2 separate regions of the Mus musculus genome follow, and region 2 is linked to region 1. Evidence: chromatin loops called from intact Hi-C (ENCODE). Cell type or tissue: gastrocnemius. All regions are shown on one strand.

Region 1 (4,000 bases):
CCCAAGTCTAAGAAACTGAGCTCAGCTGTGACGAAAGGATGGACCATCTAGTGATTGCCATATGCAGGGATCCATCCCATAATCAGCATCCAAATGCTGACACCATTGCCTACACTAGCAAGATTTTGCTGAAAGGACCCAGATATAGCTCTCTCTTGTGAGACTATGCCGGGGCCTAGCAAACACAAAAGTGGATGATCACAGTCAGCTATTGGATGGGTCACACGGCCCCCAATGGAGGAGCTAGAGAAATTACCCAAGGAGCTAAAGGGATCTGCAACCCTATAGGTGGAACAACAATATGAACTAACCAGTACCCAGGAGCTCTTGTCTTTAGCTGCATATGTATCAAAATATGGCCTAGTCGGCCATCACTGCAAAGAGAGGCCCATTGGACTTGCAAACTTTATATGCCCCAGTACAGGGGAACGCCAGGGCCAAAAAGGGGGAGTGGGTGGGTAGGGGATTGGGGCGATGGGTATGGGGGACCTTTGGGATAGCATTGAAAATGTAAACGAGGAAAATACCTAATTAAAAAAAATAAAATTTAAAAAAAAAAAAAGAAACTGAGCTCAGATGCCCAGTACCGATGGAAAAGCCGGGTGCAGAGTTACATCTGTAACCTCATAGATGTTGAAGGGGTGACCAAGACACAACACCTAAAGCTTATTAGCCAGCCAGCCTTCCTGAATCAGTGAGCTCCAGGCTCAGGAAGAGAGCCTGTGCCAAAATAAATGGTGCAAAGCAACTAAGGAAGACATGCAGCATTGACTTCTGACCTCCACACACATACGTTTACATACATGTACACCTACATACAGGTACACACCTCTACCACACACACACACAAACACAAAATTCACTGGATAGTAAAACAGAGCCTCGAGGGCGAGAGACACCACCTTGAGTTAAAAGCATGATCTTTCCCTTCCTCGGTGAATCACATTAACTTGGTTTAAGAATATATCCTACAAGAAGCAGACAGAACCCAACATCCACCAGAGCAAATAAACAGAGACATATGCCTCAGCACACTCAAGTCAACTCTACTCTATCCTGGCTTAATCTGGGCATTGAAAATGTAAGAAAGCACTGGCTATATAAATAAGTGGGTGCATTTAGGCCCAGGAGAATATCACTATGAATTTCTTGTGCTCATGCCACATGCCTCAAATGAAAGATTTTTTAAAAAATAACTTTCTTTAAAGGAGTCACCTAAAGAGGCAATTCTACAGAGCAGTATCAAGGAACTCAAAGATGAACAGAAAAGTCACTAACTAGGTGGGTTAAGGTCCTCCACTGTGAGTAACTAGATTGCTTAAGGTCCTCCTTCATGGAATCATTAGTTATGCTAAGGTCCTCTGGCCTTCTAGATAAGACTGTAGTAGAAATCAGGGCCCACCTGGGTCCAACAACCTGTCTTCAACATTTCCACACAGCTTCCCTTGGTCTTGCAGCAAGCTCATAATAGACACAGAAACAGAGGGGGAGGGAACAAAAATCAAACACGTCCACCTGTAGAAAACAATAGCATCTTTGACTGGTTTTTGCTAGTACAGAAATTTTTTTTTTCTTTTTATGTTTTTAGTTCTGTTGGTTTTTTTCCCCTAGTTTGTTCATTCCAACAGTGCAGCATCCAACTCCTGCTTGGCAAATTATTAGAGGTGCATAATCTTTTTAAAAAATTTTTCATTCCCATTGTCCCAGTTATTTCTTTTTTGTTTTGTTTTGTTTTTCGAGACAGGGTTTCTCTGTGTAGCCTTGACTGTCCTGGAACTCACTCTGTAGACCAGGCTGGCCTTGAACTCAGAAATCCGCTTGCCTCTGCCTCCCAAGTGCTGGGATTAAAGGTGTGCTCCACCACCCCAGGCATTTCTTTGTAAATACCCTTTTCCAGTCTTGCAAGACAGCAGGTGAAAAAGCTGAGAAGCCTGAAACAAAGGAAAAGCAACCTGCAGCCAAGAAGTGGTGCCTCAGCTGGTGGGTGTCTCAGCTGGTGCCTCAGCTGGTGTGGCCAGAAAGGAAGGCCTAAGATTAAAATCCCAATGCAAGGGCAGAACTCTGTCCTGGGGAGAGGAAATCGTAGGTACTCCTGATTTGCTAAGCACTCCAGAAAGGCCTTGTGTAAAAGAAAATACTCAGCTACAAAGTGAAAAGAAGAAAAAGAAGCCGACCGCTGCTACTGTTATAAAACCATCCCGCAGCAACAAGAATGGTGGTGACCAGTGTAGTTCCACTTTGCAAAAGGCCTAGGCAATATCCTGCTGGAGACAAGCCACGGAAGCCACTGAGTCATGGGGAGATGTGCATCAGCCTGCACACGAATAAGCTATATGCCAGCACCATCCCCAGTACCATCTGACCACCCTCACCAGGCGCCACCCCAGTGAGAGAGTGGTTTTCCTCGAGCATCTGGGCTATGGCTGCTACTTGTCCCTGAACCTCTTGACCTCAACTGAGCTCCTCTGTGTAGACCACACCAAAAGTTTGTTATTGCCACCTCTTTGAAAGTTGCTACTGACGAGGTTAAAATTCCCAAAGACCTGACTGAAGCTTACTTCAAGAAGAAGCGTTTGTGCATACCCAGGTACCAGGAGGCAGAAGTCTCCCCAATAGAGAGATACCACTAATGGAGCACGGCTAATCAGGATATCATGCACACGCTGATATTTCTAAATATCAAAGCTGTTCCTCAACTCCACAGCTCTCTGTGAGCTCAGCTCTCTCTGACTGGTAGTCTAAATTGCTAACCAGGAAATCAAAGAGCTTCCTGTGCTATGGAAGAAGGGAGAAAGGAAGAAAGAAAGGAAGGAAGGGAGGGAGGGAGGGAGGAAGGAAGGGAGGAAAGAAGGAAGGGAGGAAAGAAGGAAGGGAGGAAGGAAGGATAAACAAAAATGAACAAACACACAAACTGGCCATTCCTTAAATTTCAAGCTCCTAAGACTGTGCAGGTATCTAGCCTGATAAGCAACATTTACAAAACAACCATCTCACTGGAGCAATCCCTGAGAGGAACAGCTGACCTGGCCATGTTTAAAGAATGGCTAGCTGAACTAATAACTTCATTTTCCTCCAGAGGAAGATGAAGGCTGCTCTGTTGAGATGGCACCTTTAAAGCTACATCCTCATGCTATGTGCTCTATGAAAGTCAAAATTCAGATTGCGTTCTAGGAGACATCACAACCCAGACCAGTTCATTGACCCCACTCAAGGCTGGTTGGCGTGTGCCCCCATTCAATCTCCATAAGATGTGATTTACACTGTTTGTGGTCAGAGGACATAATTTTTAGGATGGGATACTTGAATGGATGATGGGTAGGAACGACTTCAAAGACTAGAGGAAGACAAGCAACATGACTGGAAGTAATTATGTTGGGACTTGCAAGATTGGCATGCAGATGACGCTGGGAAACTAGAAAATACCCAGCTTTCTATACTTCGACCTAACCCCCCTATAGTGTCAGGAAACCAGGAGCTTAAAGTATTACAAGGAATATAATGGGCTATAAAGAGAGCCTGTATCAGTTGTCAGGGAGAACTCCATGTCTCTAGCATATACCTTAGATACACACAATGTTTGCAAGAGAACATTCCTTGTGGGACTATAATACCATTCTCAGCTAAGTGTTATAATGTACACTGTAATACTAGCACTTGGGAAGCCAAGGCAGAGAGACAGCAAATTCAAGGGTAGCCTAATCTACATAGAAAACCTCTATATCAGATTAAGAAGTATCTTTTTTTCTCATGGGTTTAATAAATGTTATGAACGTATTTCATGAAAACATGAAACACATCTCCAAATGAGCCTCCATGAAGCAGGCACTGAACATTGCCTAGGAACCCAAGACCACACACATGTCAGGCCATAGCCACAGAGCTGGTCTTGCTATGTCCTGCTTCCCTTCCAAACCTCAGAGGCACCAGTTTCAAGGTGCTGTTACTATGGTTTACACATGAGTTTGCATAAGTGTCAGCTTACTCTACAGCCTTCACCACT
Region 2 (4,000 bases), 110 kb after region 1:
TCTCCCCACACATTTTAAAAACATTAACTTCAATACCTTCAGAGAATGAGTGGCCAAGACTCTCCAATAATCTTTTTTTGGCCCACTTTCAACACTTGCTGTCTAAAAAGATTAACATTTCTTTCAAATATTTATCTCATGTATTTGCCCAGGACAAAACTATTATATATGCATGTGTATGTCTGCATATGTACAAAAAATATATGGATGGAATTCAAAACATGATAGTCTGGAAATGAATGATTTTTTTAATTGAGTGGATTTTTCTAGGGTTTGCTTTTAGTATAAGTTTTACAAAGTAGCTCAGAAGTAAACACAGATACAAACAGGGAGAGACGCCCCTACATTCTGTAACTATGGCTCCAAGTTTTGGACAGGCTGATAAGCGGTTCCTTAACACCAGATGCTGAATAGCTATTCTGCATTCCTGCCAGTCTGAAAGGGCTCTTCCCTCCTTTGTAACCGCCTGTGCTCTGGGGAAAGGCAGGAAAGCCAACCCAGTCTCCTCACTCCTTTCAACCAGGTTCACTCGATACAGACCTTAACTCTTGAACTGTAGAAAATGTCTTTGCTTTGTGCATATCAGGGACATGCTGTTAATCACAGGGGTTAAAACACTACTGGTATTATGCAAAGCGGGGAAGGCGGGACTGAGGAGGCAACCCACACATCCATCATCCCTTTAGGAGTAGGCGGAGTTTAAAGTTTCCCCCAACTTCCAAGTACTCACTTGACAGGCAATATTTCTGTGCAATTTCCAGCCCCGAGTAACAGATGGTGCTCTGCCTGTCTTGAGCCTCGAGAGAGCCCAGACAAAGCTCCCAGCCACTCCATGCCTCGCGGGACCCATAGGTGGTTAGTTTCACAGACCTGTCAGACCAGGGCAGTTAGCAAAGAATGGAAGCTTAACTTCTTCCCGAAGTTTTTTTCCTGATAGGAGGAAGTCCAGAGGACTAAAGCACAAAAAGGCCTGGGAAAGTTTTGACTGCTTCAATTCTCTGCCAAACCATCACCTAGACCAAGGTGCGCAGAGAAGGAAAAGCTGGGGCACACGTGTTCAGAAACACAGCAGAAATGCAACTTGAGCAGTCCTAAAGACAACCTGGAAAATTGCTTAAGAGACCCCAGTGGTGGAAAGGCACGTCCAGGTACCAGAGACTGGATCAAGCAGAGCCCAAAGGGAAGCCGGCTACCCCGACGTCACCAAAGTAGGGTGCGCCTGAGCTGTGTGCGAGAGGAAAGGGAGGGGGCGCGATCCGGGAGTCGGGGGAGGGGGTACGTTCGGCCCACTCACCCTCACTGCCGTACTGTTTGCCATTGTTCGCGCCCATCCTGTCGCCGTCATGCCCGCCTCCTCCCTGGACACTGCATAGCTGGGGCGCACCTCCCAGGCGGCGGGGCAGAGGAAAGCGGGCAGGACCGGACCCTTAGCTGCACATGCCCCTTCCAAGGGCCGATTTGGGCTTGGGGGTCCGCAGTGCTCTGCGACCGGAGGGGTGGGACTAGGTCCGCTCCTGGCACCCCCGAGGGTGGCGAGCCAGCTCCAGAGCAACCACCGGAGCTCTCAGATTCCGCGCTCCGGGCGAGTGGGAGCAGCGCGAAGCACAGCCCGCGCCCGGGTGCCGCCCCTAGACTCGCCGCTCCACCGCCGTGGGGTCCCCATGCGCCTCCGCGGTCCCCAGCCGTGCGAGCCGAGCCGCGCCTGCCCCAGGCTGTCCGGCTCCTCGGCCTCCGCCTCCGCCCTGCGCCCCCGTGCGTCCGCGGCTTCCCCGGGGAGGGCGCGGCGGCCACTTGTTGCGGTGCCCCGAGTGAGCAGAGACTTGTGGCCCGGCGCTGCTCGCCTGCGGGCCGGACTTTTGTTAGCGCCAGGCGCCTCCTCTCGCCGCCCAGCGTCAATCACAGCTGGAGCCCCCGGGAGGAAGGCCGGCCCGGAGATGCGCGGCCTTTTAAAGGGGCAGCACGCCTTTTCCGGGCTCCGGCTCCTGGTCCCCGCCAGGGCTCTGGCTCTCCGTGCCACTCGCGAACCCTCCGGCGTGAAGGACCGTGCTGCGCGCTGTGTTTTCTGTGGACTGTGGGCTTCAAGACGTTCTTCGAATTCCCCTGGAGTTGTCTACAAAAAAAATGGCCCATTTGTGACGTTTACTAGAAACATGCAGTCAGTGTCCGGTTCTGGCACATTTCTGGTACCTGTGCTGGCAATCTCCAGCGGCTCCTTGGGTTTCGGGGCTAACGCGAGGAATGGAGGAGGGGTAAGGAAAACTTGAGAGGAACTTAGCAAGGGAGTGGTCTCTGGAGAGCAAAGACATTCCCCGCCCTGAGAAGGAGGTTTCCTGGCTCTGAAGTTTTGAAAGCTTCCGAGACACGACTTTTTTTTCCCTCCTCATTTATTTATTTATTTTTCTTCTTGTAGTTGATGCCATCTTTTATTTAGTAACTTACTACTTCGTTTGGAGATTTACGTGGCGTTTGCAAAGCCCCCTCCTCCTTTAAATCGCCCTTTGGTGTTCCTTCCATTAAATAGGGAAAAAAAAAAGATAGAGAATCTTAATGTCCTACTCCATTTCTATGTAAGTGCCTAGAAAGTCTCACTGAAGATCAGAACGTTGTTCACGCAGATTTTTTTGGTGGTGAAACGAACACGCAGCAGTTTCTCCTTACAGATGTTGTAAATTAAATTAAAGCTTAGTGATATGTTTATCTTTATATATACATAATTCTTGAATAGAAACCCAGGAGTTAGTAAACAATGGCTTCTTATGAGATGATTTGACTTCTTGTAAATTCTCCTTAGATGAGTTCCTACAATGCTCTTCATTAAAGATAAAACATTATGTTTCAAAGTTTAAAATCTATCCTTAACCATGCAGATACCATATTCTTAAGTAAACGTGTAAACGTTCAAAGATAGAACAGAATAATTATTGTGTTGGGAACCTTTTTTGTCTTCTACTCCAAAGCCATAAAAGAATGTTTTAATGTCTTTTAAAATATCTAAACAGTAATGTGTAATTCCTAAACACTTGTCTAATGAGATAAAATTAAAAACATTAAAATTAAAATTAATTTATGATGGGCTCCCTACAAGATTCTGCTAGAAAACACAAAATCAATCTAAAAATGAGTAGACAGCAGGGCTGTCTTCCTGCACAAGATGGATTCTGCCTGGTCCTTGGGGTGACTTTGAAAATCTGAGCAATCTGCCTCCACTCCCCCTCAAAATTGCTAGGGTTGCAGGCATCTGTCTCCTACCTGGGTTTATATGGTGCAAAAGAACAAACCCAGGACTTCATTCATGCAGGGCAAACACTGTCTACCCACCGAGATAATCTACAGCCCTTGGTTCAGGAGGTTTCATGTCTCCATTTAAGAAACTGTGCGAATTTTACCCTTTTGGCAGCTTAGCTGAGGATAGACAGCACTAACTCAGGAAAGCAAGTGAGGCTCATCTCAGGCTTGGTGTGGCATTTTCAGTTTGTTATGCTTATGCTCTCTGTCCCTCTTTGTGGTTTACAAAGTATGGAAATGATGAAAAACAAAACCAAGGCTCAAAAAGTTCAGCCACCCAGAGTCCTCAGAGGAGAGCTCCAGACTACCCAGCTTCCGTCCTACCAGTCCAGGGGTTGCCTTGACTTGGCCATTACTCAACACAGAGTCAATGACCTGGTCTTTTGATCTGCCCATCTACCAAGATCTTTACTATTCAAGTAAAGCTGCCTGGGACAAGCATGTTGTAAAACAAAATAGGAAAAAAAAATGCTTAACATCACTCAAAAAAATAGAAGTTGACACAAATATTTGTTGGCCTACTCGTCATGAACGTTTGAGAACAGTAATCAAAAGAAAGAAAATTAGTATTCTTGTTAAACATCAAGGTGTATTCATATTTGAGTATACACACTACTTTTCAAAATTAAAATGTTGCATAAATGATTTTATGCAGGCCCAAAATTTGTTTTTTGCATACTTACCAACCCCCAAATTTTCATCACCAATTTACAAG

The links. A loop is a pair of places that touch in the nucleus more often than their neighbours do. Peaks named below come from ENCODE experiments on the same cell type or tissue, not always from the same donor. Only the 100,000 strongest peaks of a DNase experiment are listed, where the experiment ranks them.
Region 2: it touches region 1 in a loop (2.0-fold over the local background); 4 of 42 quality-filtered maps call a loop at or near these places.

What each region holds. Positions count from the first base shown.
Region 1 is chr15:26,782,322-26,786,321 of GRCm38, forward strand. The region is part of intron 2 of Fbxl7 (F-box and leucine-rich repeat protein 7); the gene reads right to left. It also overlaps the pseudogene Gm18093. Among named protein-coding and RNA genes, the nearest start is that of Fbxl7, 110 kb to the right of the region's middle. In gastrocnemius, no CTCF peak of the experiment used is centred here; a DNase peak (open chromatin) is centred at 2,329.
Region 2 is chr15:26,893,719-26,897,718 of GRCm38, forward strand. It overlaps Fbxl7 (F-box and leucine-rich repeat protein 7), which reads right to left and starts at 1,846. Exons shown (of 4, transcript NM_176959.3): 1 at 1,295-1,846. The coding sequence starts at 1,331. In gastrocnemius, a CTCF peak has its summit at 1,856; DNase peaks (open chromatin) are centred at 1,327 and 1,826; H3K4me3 peaks cover 2,725 bases; H3K27ac peaks cover 2,167 bases.